Linked DNA regions of Homo sapiens: region 2 is linked to region 1. A link is a loop called in an ENCODE intact Hi-C map of the cell type or tissue named here. Cell type or tissue: CD4-positive, alpha-beta T cell. All regions are shown on one strand.

Region 1 (8,000 bases):
CAAGCAAGGTTGTTGTTGTTGTTCTTCTGTTTCTCCTCCTCTTTCTTCTCCTTTTCTTCTGGTAAGTTCTCTACAGCAAATTAAATAGGTTAATTTTTAACCTATTTAATTTTCATGAACTTAGATTTCAGTAGGCACTGTGGCCAATGAGATGAGGAAGAAGTTCAGGCTAAAGTGTTTTTTATTCAGCTTACATTGGAGAGCCCTCAGTCCGGAGTGCACCACGCAACCTGGAGTTACTAAGGGCCTTTTGCACTATCTCTGCCTGTCTTCCAAATTGGGATTGAAAACTCCTCTCTTAATGGTGATTGTGCTCAGCATATTCTAACTGACTTATACGTGTTATTTTCCTTGGGACAAGAATTTTCTCTAAAATCTAGAATAGTAATACTAAATGGATTTAATTATCTGCAGAAGAAAATAAGCTGATTAGAGTCTAAAGTAGCTCCGTCACTTAAGAAAGTCAATTTAATGAAGTGTGAGAACTGTTCATTGAGCAACTACTATCCTCCAGACATTGTGGAAAGCAAAACAGCCTCCTCTTCTTACAGTGTTCCTGGTGATTCTCAGGCACAGAATAGGGAAATAAACGTGAGAACTTTTATGTGCCCTTTAGTATATATAACGGGGTTATCTCAGTACTTTGTTATAGAAAGCCATAACTCATAACTCTGTTACCTACATAAGGGTTCTTTAGGCCTCAGTTTTGTCATCTATAAACCTCTCTTTATGGAGAGGCAGTAGAAATGAAATGAAAAAAATTGTAAAACTCACAAAACTTGACTTTTAGAAGGTGTCAACCAATAGGAACTCGTATATTTTATTCACTGTAAAACTAACAAAAGACCTGATTTTTACTGGTACTTTATAAGACAAATCATAATATCAAGACATCTAAAATGTTTAATTTATTCTAAACAGTAAAACAGTTACTTTATTATTTTGTCCCCAACCTTCCATCCTAATAATACTAACAGTGCAATGAGCTTACTAATTGTCATGCACTCCAGAGCATTTAATCCTCCCAATCTGTGAGGTCGGTACTGCAATGAACCCATTTTATAGATGAGAAAACTCTAGCACAAAAAGATTCATTCACATGGCCAGTCATGTAACTTTTAAAAATATTCCTTTGGTTTGCACTTCCTTGTATCTGAACAACCCTTCCCTTTCCATTCTCTGTAGGTTTCCTGACCAGTTGGCAGGTCAAGCCCAATCAAGGGAACTCTTTTCTTTTAAGCAGGTCACCTCTCTCTCTTCTCTTTGTTCCCACCTGCCTATCGGTGTCTCCGCACAGTGGAAAGCTGCTTGCTACCGCACTGGAAAACTTCTCCAGACGTTTCCAAGTTTGCATTCGACCGTCTCCTTTAGGGAATTGATTCAGTGAGGCCTAACCCTTTCTGAGAAAAGCCTTTGGGAGAAGAGGCCACAAGAAGGTAGTGGCACTCCTTTGTCATCAGGAGACATGGGGAGGAAATAAATGACTTTCTACAGCAGCTGGGTGAGGGGAAATGGAATCGCAGAATCTGCGGGAACGGTGTAGGTACAACGGCAGCTGCAGGCTGAACGGGCGAAAAGCCACCCTGCAAGATCTTTTCTGTTTCAACGATGAAGTGGACTCCCAACATGGAACAGGGAAGGGGGACTGTTACCAGACAGGTGACATTCGGTGCACGCACGAACAGGTCCTGTGCCCCATTCGGAGGGCAAGAAGGCAGCCACCCAGCAGAACATTACCTAGGGAACCAGATGGCACCTGCCTCTGCTCATCCCCACCTTCTTCCTCCCTAGGAAAAAGGAAGTCAAGCAATTGAAGAAACGGGGAAGTCTGTGACTCTAATCCCCAGCGACACAAAAACCTGTGCCATCAAAATAATTAGCAACGGATTTCTAAAAAACATTTGCTCAGGTTACAGAAAAAAAGAAATATTTTACACACTGCCTTGTCTCAGAAATAATCACAGTTAGGCCTCTTTGTAACCGGCGGGTCTTCCTTTCACACGCCATTTGCAGGCGCAGGACATGGTATTTGTAACTAATTTCCATTAGCAAGTGGGTCACTGGAATTCACAGTCAGGTGTCATTTTGAAAAGTGCTTCCCTCTACCCAAATCTTTTATATTTCCAGATGCAGTTGCACTTCGGAGATGTCCTAGTGCTGGAAGCACTCCCTTAAAAATATAGTTTGATTTTTGAATTTTATCTTATGATGTTAGAGGTAATGGGACTATAGTCTTTGGAATTCAACACAGTCCTTCTTAGCAATCACTCTGACAATTTATGAATATAAAAAACAAGAAGGAAAAGAATTTCCTCATTGTCAGGCAGTAAGTCAATGGCAGAGCTTCAAATTGACTTATTTTGCTAAGAGGGAGCTATAAACTCCAGACAAATTACTCTACACCCAGAGTGTAGAGTACAATATTACCCTACACTCAATATTACTGTTGAGTGCCTACAAAAATTATGCTAATGAAACAATATGGATGTTACAAGGCTGAAAGTTTCTCTTTTAAAATCACTGAGGGTTGCTTTACCTTCTGCCAAAGGCAAGAGGAACGCCAGTGAGGAAGAGGTCCGGGGTGGGGCGCATAGGCCTCCACTGGTCTGAAAGCTGAGTCACAGGAATGATATCCCTGTAGCTGACCAGGCACTCCAGGGAGGGACACCGCGCCTTTGCGTGCGTATGTCCTCAGTAGGTAAAGCCAGTTTCTCAGTAAAACAATGCCTGTTACCCTAGGTATTACTCCGACCCTTAAATAATATGCACCAGTCCGCAAGAGCAATTTTTACGCTCCTGTTGTAAAAGGGGAAAATGCGTTTTGAAGGAAGTGTTGGAAGGTGCTTTGCTCATTTTATCTTTCGCCATCGTTGTGGTTAGGGGGCAATGGTGCACCTAGGGTGGCGTTGGGGCTCCCCAACCGCCCGGCAGCTTTCAGACGCCCTTCCGAGACGTGGAGCGAAAGACTTAAGCGGGCCTGTGGGTGACATCAACTCATTTACATAGGAGGGCTATAAAGTAGCGCCTGCCCATCCCGTCCTGGCAACTCCGCGGTGGACACTGTGTAGACTAGATTTCACTCCCTTACGCGCCTGGCTTAGGTAAGCCCCAGGGCCCCTGCATCCTTACTCCTTCTACCCTCCCCTTCATGCCGCGCTTGCCCCTTCATTATTCGCGTCCCTGTGAAGACATCCCCTAAAGCCAAGCCGAGTGATTATCCCCGGGAAAGCTGCCTTGGGGAGGTGGGGATGCGAAACACCCTAGATGCTGGGTAATGCGGTGGGGAAATCGATGATTTAAGAACAAAGCAAATAAACCGGCGTTTATGTACTGCCGCTCGGAGGGTTCGTGTTAAAATTTCTTAGTGTGCCGAGGCGGGCGGATCACGAGGTCAGGAGATGAAGACCATCCCGGCTAAAACGGTGAAACCCCGTCTCTACTAAAAATACAAAAAATTAGCCGGGCGTAGTGGCGGGCGCCTGTAGTCCCAGCTACTTGGGAGGCTGAGGCAGGAGAATGGCGTGAACCCGGGAGGCGGAGCTTGCAGTGAGCCGAAATCCCGCCACTGCACTCCAGCCTGGGCGACAGAGCGAGTCTCCGTCTCAAAAAAAAAAAAAAAAAAAAAAAAAAAAAAAAAAAAAAAAAAAAAAAAAAAAAAAAATTTCTTAGTGTTTGCTCTCAAAGGTATTGTGCGTTGTCTTGGAGGCTGAGATGTGGGAACAGACAGATCCTTTGTTCTGAGGCTCACTCATCTCCCGAGCCCCGAGCCGTCTCCCAGCCTCAGACGGCTCTGCGGGCTGCATCTGTGCAGCCTGGCAGCGGCGGCGCTGCGCTGTGACATTTTCACAGCCCTTCTTGCAGAGGCATGTGTGCTAGGGATGCCGAAATGCCGAGAGCGCCGGCAGGACTAGCTTCCGGGCCGCGCTTTGTGTGCTGGGCTGCAGTGTGGCGCGGGCGAGGAAGCTGGTAGGGCGGTTGTCGCAAGCTCCAGCTGCAGCCTCCGCCTACGTGAGAAGACTAGAAAGCGGGCGCAGGACCAGGCCTGCGTTGTTTGCAGAGAGGCCGTGGCTACAAAATGGAAGTGCTTTTGCGACCTGGGCTCCATTTTAGGAATTCTTGCCCGATTTTAACCACTTGAACGCGGAAGTGGCTTTCCTATTCTCTTCCAAGCCAGCCTTTAATTTTAAACGCTGTAATTAACAGTTCACAGGGGTCAAATTCCTTTATTCCGGAACATTCCACTTTGAGAGGGATCTGTCCTCTTTGGTCCCCTGCGTTTTCAAATATTTGAGGAAAGGTGTCGCCTCTTTTTCTGTGGAAAGAGGAAGCTCATGAGCGCGAAACAGCAGGGGACGGAGGGCGAGAAGGGCTTTCTCAGGTTGCGGGTCGGAGGGCAGAAGCACAGTTCCCAGTACAGAGACCCGGACAGGTGGCTGTTTCTCACGCTCACTTTGGATTGCTCCCTACGGCTTCCTCCGCAGCCATGTCTGACAAACCTGGTATGGCTGAGATCGAGAAATTCGATAAGTCGAAACTGAAGAAGACAGAAACGCAAGAGAAGAATCCATTGTCTTCCAAAGAAAGTAAGCTCCGATCCTCCCCCATCTTTAGAAAGGCTGGAATGCGAGCGGGCGGTGGGAGGGCGGGAGACTGGGAGCTGCCACGGGAAGAATTCGGGAGGCAGGGGAGGGCGCTCAAGGAGCAGATAGTTGGTGAATGTGGCTTGCAAAGGTTAATTAAAAATCAGATAACTTTTAGTGCAGTAATCCCAACACTTCGGAAGACCAAGGCGGGGATCACCTGAGGTCAGGAGTTCGAAACCAGCCTGAGGAAACCTCGTCTCTACAAAAAATACAAAATTAACTTGGTTTGCTGGAGGGCGCCTGTAATCCCAGTTACTTGGGAGGCTGAGGCAGAAGCATTGCTTGAACCTGGGAGGGGAAGTTGCAGTGAGCCCAGATCCTGCCACTGCACTCTAGTATGGGTGACAGAGGGAGACTTCATCTCAACCAAAACAAAAACAAACAAAACAATAGGGCGATCCTTAAGGGGGAAGGTTGCATGAACACAGGGTTCATTAATTTAATAATGCAATATTTAATGCGCTATAATAATATACAAACACATTTATCACTGAAAATGTACGGCTATTTAATATACTCAATATACATTTTTTATTTGATTATGACATGCCTAGCTAGGTACACTTGCAGAACGTTTAGGATATGACAAGATGTTGCAAATGAAAGCCCCTTAATTCCATATTAGGCTGTACTGAAACCCCTTAATCATCCCATCCATATTAGGCTGTACTGAAACCCCTTAATCATCCCACTCCATCTTTTTCCTTTTCTGTTTTTTTCTGGTCGCAGCTATCGAACAGGAGAGGCAAGCAGGCGAATCTTAAACAGGCATGTGCCACCAATATCTACTGTACATTCTACAAGCATTGCTTTCTTATTTTACTTCTTTTACTTGTTTAACTTGGTTAGATGCAAACACGTTGGATGAGTTTGAAAGGACTATGCTGCCCTTTTGACATCAAAGACCTGCTGACAATGGAGGCCACGCCTGCTTCTCCCATCGCCTGTCTGGCTGGCAGGGAAGGAAAATAGCTTGAATGTTGGTGAAAGACTTAGCGGAGTGGGAGGGCAGTGAAATCTAGAGTAAAACCAAGTTGGGCCAAGTGTCCTGCAGAATCTAAAATGAAGTTTAATCAGCGTGCCATTTTTGTTGTTGTTTGAAAGATTTTAATTTTTGGAATGCACAGTTTTTATTTAAAAAAGACATTTTTAAACCACTGCTTGTGAGATTGCTTGTTGATTGGAAAGAGTGTTTTATTCACCATTTAAACGTTTGCAAAGTGGCGTGCCCCTTGGCCTCACAGGCAAAGAATAACTTAAAAGCTGACGATTTGAATAAATTATGTTACAGTATGAAATATGTTTTACCTGGATATGTAAAATACCTTCTTTATTCTAGCTAATTGGGAGATGATTTTTTTTGGCTAATTGAGATTACCTTTAGATTATGTTTTCAAAACTGGCTTATACTGTAATCTACAACTAATAAGCACTAATTTAGAGTTCAGCTATATTGTTGCATGTAGTGAGAAGGGACTTAATTACAAACTTAAGACGTAAGTGTGCAATAAAGTAAGCTAAGAAGAAAATATGCTTCTAAGACCTGTATTTACTTGGTTTATATTTTCCTTAGCTTTTTATGTAACGTTTTATCTGTGGTCACATTGACATGCTTGGGCTATCCCTACTCCTGGCTTCTGAGACCGGTGGGCAGGGTTCATGCATGCACTGTGCGCGTGCACTCTTCATTGTGGGCATGCACTGTGTACTCTTCCTTCTATTTCCCAAAGTGCCTCACATAGTAATGGACATACATGATGGCTTTAATATACACTTTGCCCCCGTAGTTGTTGGAGAGTTATTAAACATGCTTCTTTTGAGGTCCCTTTGAACACATGCATATCATGTGAAATAGTACAATATTAAATATATTTTTAAAATGTATTTACACAGGAATTTGCCACTGTTTTTGATTGTGCTGATTTGAATCAATACGTATAGTCAATTATATACTATTATATATTATTAGTCCAGAGCATTAGATCATTAGTTCATTCAGCCAGTATTTATTGAGTGCCTCCAACATGACAGGTGTCTTTTTTTTGAGACGGAGTTTTGCTCTGTCGCTTGGGCTAGAGTCTAGTGATGCGATCTCGGCTCACTGCAACCTCCGCCTCCCGGTTCAAGCAATTCTCCTGCTTCAGCCTCCTGAGTAACTGGGATTACAGGCTGCACCACCATGCTGGGCTAATTTTTGTATTTTTAGTAGAGAGAGGGTTTCACCACCTTGGCTAGACTGGTCTTGAACTCCTGACCTCAGGTGATCCACCTGCCTTGGCCACCCAAAGTGCTGGGATTACAGGCCTGAGCCACTTTGCCTGGCCCATGCCAGCTATTTTTATATGCCATAAGAAATACAGCCTTAACTAAAAAGATAGTATCTTACATTGTGTTTCCTTCATCAGCTAGAAGATGTCCTTTTCCTCTAAATCTGATTATGAACGTTTTTATATTTATTTTAGTTATTTATTTTTGTGAGATGGAGTCTTGCTCTGTCACCCAGGCTGGAGTGCAGTGGTGCGATCTTGGCTCATTCCAAGCTCCGTCTACCTGTTCAAACTATTCTCTTGCTTCAGCCTCCTGCATAGCTGGGACTACAGGCGCTCAACCACGAAGCACAGCTAATTTTTGTATTTTTAGTAGAGATGGTATTTCTCCATGTTGGCCAGGCTGGTCTCGAACTCTTGACCTCAGGTGATCCACCCGCCTTGGCCTCCCAAAGTGCTGGGATTACAGGCTTGAGTCACTGCACCCAGCTGAATGTTTTTATAAAGGTATCTAAAATTATTATATCCAGATTTCTCCAAAGCTCAATGGTCAATGAATTCTGATGGAAACCAACTGATGACTTGCATTGCAGTAAAATATTTTATGAGCATACACAAATTGGACATTATAACTGTTGTCTGATATCTTCCAAGAATTCTGAGGAATGCTCCAGATCTAGAAGTGAGTGGAATGGATGGATGCCATTTTAAAATCTTTTACTAAGACTTTGTTATGTAGATGTTGTATTTTTTGAAGAACACTTTCCTGGTAAATTCTTGCCATTCTTGTGTTAGTCTTGTGGGATTGTTGTGGGCAAAAACAGTAGCTCACATGTTAAAGTCCTTCAAAGAACTTAGAAAAATAATAAAACCACGTGGATAATTTGGTCACTTTTTTGTAGGATTTTACAATTTTGAACCTTGGCTAGAGGAGCAAGTTATGGTTGTGATCCACTGAAGGCATTAGAGCTATTCCTGTCACATTATTATCAAACAGGAAATTATGTCTTTCTTCATTACCATATTGAGCTTTTAAGTTGCTGATATCCTTTAGCTACATGAACACCTCATGATAATGTCCCAATTTAGA
Region 2 (8,000 bases), 220 kb before region 1:
CCAAGCATGGTGGTGGATACCTGTAATCCCAGCTACTTGGGAGGCTGAGGCAGGAGAATCACTTGAACCCAGAACACAGAGGTTGCAGTGAGGTGAGACCGCACTATTCCACTCCAGCCAGGGCAACAAGAGTGAAACTCCATCTCGGGGGAAAAAAAAGTAAAGTAAACCAATACCAGAAAAGTGCCCATTTATTATCACATAGTTTGGAACTGTGCCTAGATATCAAAATATTTTCTATAATTGCTTCAGATATGTATGTCCAACGTTGTACCCAAATTTTCTATTAGCATTCTTACATAATGCCTACTTAATACTTTGTCCAGTAATACGTAAACAATAACAACTCTAATTGTTTGGAAGACAACATCCAAACTGTTCCTGATACACCAAATTAAAGACCTAATTCTAAATAACAAAACATGACATTATTTCTATAGTTGCTTTTTTAACTCAAAACACTATTTTTACAACTGGAAATGAAGTTCTACAGGTTACAGGTTAGCAAACAAAACGCATATAACGCAAGATCTTAAATATCACCTTTCAAATATTACAGTATAAAAAACCACTCAAAGCATTTTAATAGGCGTTTCTCCTGTTAATGCCTCTAGCATTATATTGAAGGCATACTGTAATAGTAATATTCTATTTGACAGAGTGAAACTCTATCATAATACAAACAAAATCAACCTAAAACGTTTTCCAACATGAAATAAAAGTTACTATTGCTAAAATCTGTTTTTCACTTAATTGAACTGCGTATTATTTAAATACGAGCAAGTTATTAAGCTTCAACCAAAAAGTTTTTGCTGAAAAGTATTTACACTAATTCAGATGACAATCTTATAAAAATTAATAAAAATCTTATAAAACATAAGTTACAGAATTTTAAGGAAATCTATTGTTACAACCATCCTAATGGTTTGATATGCGGGTTCACGTATGAGGTCAAAAAAAAAAAAAATCAGAGAAACTAGTCGTTGGGATAGAGCATCCTCAATGTCCAGAAAACTTGACAGGGAAAAAAGCATATTTATAACAATATTTTAAACCTTTAGAAGCTTGTAAAACAATACTGACATTAGTAAAATCTATAAATAAAACTTTCATAGAAAACATAAATACGAATAAAAACTGAAATATCAGTGAAATAGATCATTCTAAGAACTTTTTTAAAAAACAGTGATATATGCAAAGCTCTGTGAGAAAGGGAAAAAATACTTTATTATACATACTGTAGAATAATTTGTCTTGGAGAACAGGTACTATGGTTTGAATATGTCCCCCAAAGTTCATGCATTGAAAACATAATCCTCAATGCAACAGTGTTGTGAAATGATGTCTTTAAGATTTGACAACATCATAAGCAGGCTGCTCTCATGGATGGGTTAATGTCATAGTGAGGATAGGTTCATTACAGAGAGTTAGGCATCCCCCATCTCTTGCACTGTGATATACTTTCTTGCCCTTCCACCTTCTCCAAAGAATGATGCAGCACTAAAGCCCTCATGAAACGCAGCCCCTTGATCCTGGACTTCCCAGCCTTCAGAATCCTGAGCCAAATGAAGTGAAATTGAGTTAATATTTTTTTCATTTCAAAAAAGTCACTGCAGTTTAATATACGGCATTACTCAGTGTTTTATGAAGCTACAGTTCTCCCCAAACATAATGAAACCACTTTCTCATATTTAAAATGTTACTGTAATCAAAATTGGAAAGGATCAATATGTGAAAAAAAAATTCCTTAAAATTTAAACCCCATATTGTCTATCTGAAAAGTTCATTCCAAACTAAAATGTTAACCACAACCCACTGAGAATTTATCCTAACTCCAGCATATGAAGATTTAAAGTTCTCAACCAGTATTTTCCCACATTATCCCAGAAAACATCAAATTACTTTTATTTCATTATCATAACTATTTTAAACATTAAGGCAGATCGAGTCACTGTTGCTTAAATCGTATCATTGATACTATAACATGTTTTTCATAAAGCTATTTTCACTTGCATAATCAAAGTTTAACTCATGTTTCATTTATCAGTCAAATAAAGTGGATTTACTAACTATATATATACACATTATACATACATATATATATTACATTTTAGTTTTCTGATCAGTATTTGCCCCCAAAACAAACATACAAAGGAGATTATAGGTAAAAGAACTCAGCGTCTGTACTGAATTAAACTACAAAGTAAAACGTCTTGGTAAGTAAAATGTTCATCCTGAGAAAATAATTAGTATTTCCTTGTCAAATACAATAATAAACTGAAATTCTTAACTACTGGCTTCAGCATCTAAAAGATGGCGCGATTGTTGTACCGTTCTTATTTCACGGGACCAATTGACAACATACAAATACTTTAACAAGATTTTGGTGAGAGGGTAAAAAACGATACACACAGGAATATTCCAGGGCCAAGTTACGCAACAATTCACGTGGGAGTAACTAAACATGCTGCAATTAATAAGCACATATAGGTTTAAAAATGCTGCTGTCAATGTTGGAGATAACGCAAGAATTCTACTTTTAAATAATAATAATTTTTAATAAGCAACATGAAGCTACGTCAGCGCTCTTTACGGTCTATTCCTTGCTAAGGTTTCCGGGTTAATACCTCCACCCTCTTCCCAAGCTTCCCCCTTTATTGCTCCTCCCCCTTTTTACCCGCCATCTTGGCTGATAGGAGCAGCCATTAACTAAACGACAGTGCCAACTTTTCACACAAACAACAAATTCTTCCCACTGTGAGCATGACACCTAAGAAACAAGGTTCCTGAATGGAAAAAGCACACACATTCATGAAATCACATTTGCAGCACTGTGCATCCTAAAAAAGTCAACAAATCACTAAACTTCAGGCTAAACATACACGCATCAGTTTATAGGTCAAATATCTACTGCAAACTCTTCACCGCTGTAACTTACTTGCTACTTACACTTAGGACACCAGGGATATTTTTTTTAAAAAGGCAAAAAAATGTTTAAAATTAGACACCAAGAGCCAAATACCAAAAGGCGAGGGGAAGAAGCAGGAAGTTATGAATTTTGAAAACTGTACACATTCACTATTTGTGACGCTAAAATTCAGGAACAAAAGGCCCTAAAGTAACAGGCATGTGGTGTAGACCCGGTTTAGCCCGGTCCCAAAGCGTCCGATTTTTTTTTTCCTCAGAGTAGAAGGGAGTCTGGAGCAAGGGGCGAAGTATTCCAGAGTACGGGGACAGCAAAGGCAAGAAACACTTTTCCGACCCCTTGGCCATGGAGCAGAGCCAAAATAAATACTGGCTGGGCGGTAAGGAACGCGGGGCCTTGGTAGAGCAAAGTGCGGACCAAAGACTTTGCGTCTGGTTGCTTTTACCTTGCCTAGTAGGGTCTTCGTTCTGGCGCCATCTTCATGAAGCCTCACGAACCCGAAGAGACGGCTGTAGAGAGAGAGACACAGAGCTTGTTAATGGTCTGAGAAAGCCAGTGACTTGCTCCTTCCCGAGTCCAAGAGCGACAGCGACAGATTGGTGAGTGCCAAGCTGAGGATGACCCCGTCATCAACGTGGGCAAGCTGCGTCCAGGCCTTCCCGGAGAGTATCGCCAGCCAACCAGGCGGGTGATGGAGGTGCGTACCTGTCCATGCCACCAAGCGCCTCCCTTTCCTCGACTGTCAGGCTAACAGACTCCTCTTCACTCTCGCGGCTCGCTTTTCCTTCCGCCATTTTCTTTGCCTCATCACCGAAGGCAACAGCGGCGGTAGTGAGCGACACTGCGCAGGATTTCATGGAAACAACAAATTTCCAAGTCCCACGACGATACCCAACCTTAATCGAGTAGTTGAAAAGACGCCTTCAATCGCTGCTTGAGACTGTGACGCCAATTTTATCGCCTCCTCAGCGGCTGCAAGGAAAAAAGCTGAGGCAAAGACTTAAGCTACCGAAGCACGGGCAGCGGAACTCGGCTACCTGGATCACATCTGGGAAACTACAGGGAAGGCAGAAGCTCGCAGTGCTGGAGAGCACAGCAGAATTTCTTAAAATCACAAACTTTGCCAGCACCAGCACAAAGTTGTAATTGTGTCACGGGCGAACCCCACGCAGCCGCCGCGACCTCCCCGCTCCCAACCACTTAGTTGTAGCCAATCTAGGCGACTGATTCGTCTCACGTGATCTTTGTTGACTTACGTCAGGCATTGCTCCACTGTACTCCTAGGCTGCTGGGACCCCGCCCAGCCAGTTCGCCAAGGACCTAGGAACATGACAGAGGCTGACTGATTCTGACCGCTGGTTGGTTGATGGTCACGTCTATGGAGAAAAGGGTAGTCTCTGGGATGGAACAACCTGTAGGTTGTGCTAGTTAAATGCATTAAGATAGAAAATGGAGTGTCTGTGCTGGGTGTTTTTGCAGTTGCGATACGCTTGAAGGGGAAGAGAGCGATGGGAAGGGCGGCATCGGGCATCACCCACGGGGCGCAAATGCGAAAAGAGGACACCATGGACTTTAGGAGAGTCCGTAATGAGGCTCCCACTGTCACAAGCCTTGCGAATGCGAGACCTTGCGGGGCATGGCAGGGAAGCTGCGCAGGCCCTAAACCTTCACCCTCAAGACTTTTGGCCCTAAGGCCTTGTCACCTCCATAGGCTGGTTCTTTGCCCATTTCCTCTCCACTGACCAAGTCTAAAGAGAAGGCATAATATCTTATGACCTCAGTCGGTAAGCCAGGCCCTAGGGAATCAACGTGGCAACTGCATTTATCAGTTCATGATATTATCTAAACAACAAACGATGAGCAAAAAAAAAAAAAAAAAAAAAAGTTACTCCACAAACCCAAAATGTTTATTTCTATTGTGATAATGATAATTCCGTGAGGTCTCAGTAAGAGTAGGAGCTTCTGTGGACAGGAATTATAAGAACAATAATTAAGACCTTCATCACACTTTCAAGATGCAGTAACCCTTAGAAAAGAAAAAAACACCACTTTTTTCTTACTTTCTCAATTGTAACCAAAATTATAAATAATAGGTAAAAGAATTTATTTCTGAACCCCAAATATCTGAGAGAGGTCTTAGTCAATTTAAAAAGTTTATTTTGCAAGACTTACCCATGATACATTTGCCCAAGGTGGTCAGGGCACAGCTTGCTTTTGTACGTTTTAGGGAAACATGATTGGTTCGGTCAGGTAAGAGGGACAGCTCGAAGCGGGGGCTTCCATGTTAGAAATAGATAAGAGACAGGTCGGGCGCTGTGGTTTACGCCAGTAATCCCAGCACTTTGGGAGGCCGAGGCGGGCAGATGACCTAACGTTGGGAGTTTCAGACCAGCGTCACCAACATGGAAAAACCCCGTCTCTACTAAAAATACAAAATTAACAGAGCATGGTGGCGCATGCCTGTAATCTCAGCTACTCTGAAGACTGAGGCAGGCGAATCGCTTGAACCCAAGAGGCGGAGGTTGCGGTGAGCCGAGATGGCACCATTGCATTCCAGCCTGGGCAACAAGAGCAAAACTCCGTCTCAAAAAAAAAAAAAAAAAAAAAAATGTAGATAAGAGACAAGAGTTTGCATGCTTTTGAGTCCTTGATCAGCCTCCTACTGAATACAGAATTTAGTCCGGCTAGTAACTCTGTATTTTTACATAAATAAATAATAAGGCAGAGGAAGCAATCAGATATGCAGTTGTCTCTTGTGCGCCTCACAGGGATAACTTTGAGTTGGGTCTGTCCTTTGTCCACAAGGAATTTCCTTGTGGGCACGTTGTGAGGAACGTATGTAGCTTCTTATCTTTGTACGTATCTTATTTAGGAATAAAATGGGAGGCAAGTTTAGTGACATAGTTCCCAGCTTGACTTTTCCGTTACTTAGTGATTTTGGGATCCCAAGATTAATTTTTTTTTCTCATATTATATGGCATATGTATGTTGAGGAATTGTGTATATTTTTCTATGTAAAGAATCTATAAAAAGTCTCATATATATTAAACGCCTCTGTTGATTACTGTTTTCAAAAGACAAATTGCATAATATTCCATGTATCAAATAGTTTACTGGTTATACCTCCAGATATTAGATATTACAAAAATGTTAATTATTAATGGCATTAGGGGAAATGTTCCTTTATAAGTGAAGAAATGGTATCTTTTTTTAAGTAATAGATTTGCCTCCTCCAAAAATAGGTATTATATATTTAAACTTTGATGTTTAAATGAGAGGACAGTTTAGAACTTCCAGACAAAAAACTATAACACTAGTGAGAGTTTTGGAAATCCCAGCTGATTTTGCTCAGTAACACGTGTTTTCATTGTTATTTTGAAACTAACAACTAACTCTGATTTTATAGATTATAGTCTATCATGTTCTTTACTCATTCCATTTCAGTTGAATCGCTACACCACAGAATATTTTCAGTAGCTGTACTATTGAAAATGTTATATTAATTGTCATAAGTATATTAGTAAGTATATTAATTGTCATAGTGGTGGCCATCACACCAAGAGGTTTTTGATAATATGCATACATTTGCACAAGCAGACATTCAAATAATGTAGAATATGGCCTTTTCCAGGAATAAGGCCTACCTGTCTCACTTGAGGCAGGTAATTATTACAAAGTGATAGAGCAACATAGAGGTGGGACAGAAATTGCAGTAAAGAATGAATTTGAATTCTGGCTCTGTACAGGCTGTACCTTGGAAAAATTAGCTAATCTCTAACCCAACATTATATATCGAATGTAAATACAAAGCTGCATCCATCCTCATACCTTCATGTACATTTGGCAGATTATAAATCAGACAGTATATAACATTAAGGCCTTACATTCTATGTAACTTTTTGGATCTTACCTGGTTTATAAAATGTAACTACAAAAGATACAAAAATATGTATACTGATAAAAGGCTTATTATTTGTACCCTTTGTAGTGTATAATTTGTCACATGTATGTGAAATGGGTATAAAGCATTCAGATTTAGGTTATTCCCTGAAGAGACTAGACTAATGACTTTATATTATTTTTAAAAAAAAATTTAGTATAACAACACATGGAAGGTAGGGTGGTATAGCAAAAGAAGAAGTAACAAAAATGAGCATTAATTATCGGAAAATTAGAGGATATAACCATTTAACCTGATATATGTGAATGCATGTAGCTTATTTTTTAAATTTATTTATTTATTATACTTTAAGTTCTGGGATACATGTGCAGAACGTGCAGGTTTGTTACACAGGTATATATGTGCCATGGTAGTTTCCTGCACCAATCAACCTGTCATCTAGATTTTAAGCTCTTCATTCATTAGGTATTTGTTCTAATGTTCTCCTTCCCCTTGAACCCCACCCCCGATAGGGCCCAAGTGTGTGATGTTCCCCTCCCTGTGTCCGTCTGTTCTCATTGTTCAATTCCCAATTATGAGTGAGAATATGTGGTGTTTGGTTTTCTATTCCTGTGTTAGTTTGCTGAGAATCATGGCTTCTGGCTTCATTCATGTCCCTGCAAAGGATATTAACTCATTCTTTTTTTATGGCTGCATAGAATTCTATGTTATGTATATGCTGGATTTTGTTTATCCAGTCTATCATTGATAGGCATTTGGGTTGGTTCCAAGTCTTTGCTATTGTAAATAGTGCTGCAGTACACATACATGGGCATGTGTCTTTATAGTAGAATAATTTATAATCCTTTGGGTGTATACCCAGTAATAGGATTGCTGGGTCAGATAGTATTTTTGGTTCGAGATACCTGAGGAGTTGCCACACTGTCTTCTACAATGGTTGAAATAATTTACACTTCCACCAACAGCATAAAAGCATTCCTGTTTCTCCATGTACTTGCAAGTATCTGTTGTTTCCTGACTTTTTTTTTGAGATGGAGTCTCTGTTGCCCAGAGTGCAGTGGCGTGATCTCAGCTCACTGCAAGCCCCGCCTCCCGGGTTCATGCCTTTCTCCTGCCTCAGCCTCCCAAGTAGCTGGGACTACAGGTGCCCACCACTGCACCCGGCTAACTTTT

The links. Hi-C counts contacts between places; a loop is a spot of excess contacts. Peaks named below come from ENCODE experiments on the same cell type or tissue, not always from the same donor. Only the 100,000 strongest peaks of a DNase experiment are listed, where the experiment ranks them.
Region 2: a loop joins it to region 1, with 4 times the contacts of the local background. A loop is called at or near these places in 14 of 110 quality-filtered maps.

What each region holds. Positions count from the first base shown.
Region 1 is chrY:13,699,853-13,707,852 of GRCh38, forward strand. It overlaps TMSB4Y (thymosin beta 4 Y-linked), which reads left to right and starts at 4,047. Exons shown (of 2, transcript NM_004202.3): 1 at 4,047-4,583; 2 at 5,373-6,172. The coding sequence starts at 4,484. The coding sequence ends at 5,407. In CD4-positive, alpha-beta T cell, no CTCF peak of the experiment used is centred here; DNase peaks (open chromatin) are centred at 3,949 and 4,419; H3K4me3 peaks cover 2,191 bases; H3K27ac peaks cover 1,615 bases.
Region 2 is chrY:13,475,883-13,483,882 of GRCh38, forward strand. UTY (ubiquitously transcribed tetratricopeptide repeat containing, Y-linked) reads right to left here and starts at 4,151. Exons shown (of 30, transcript NM_001258249.2): 1 at 3,632-4,151; 2 at 3,372-3,435. The coding sequence starts at 3,783. MIR12120 (microRNA 12120) reads left to right here and starts at 3,295; the gene lies at 3,295-3,384. In CD4-positive, alpha-beta T cell, no CTCF peak of the experiment used is centred here; DNase peaks (open chromatin) are centred at 2,669, 3,679 and 4,179; H3K4me3 peaks cover 3,523 bases; H3K27ac peaks cover 2,806 bases.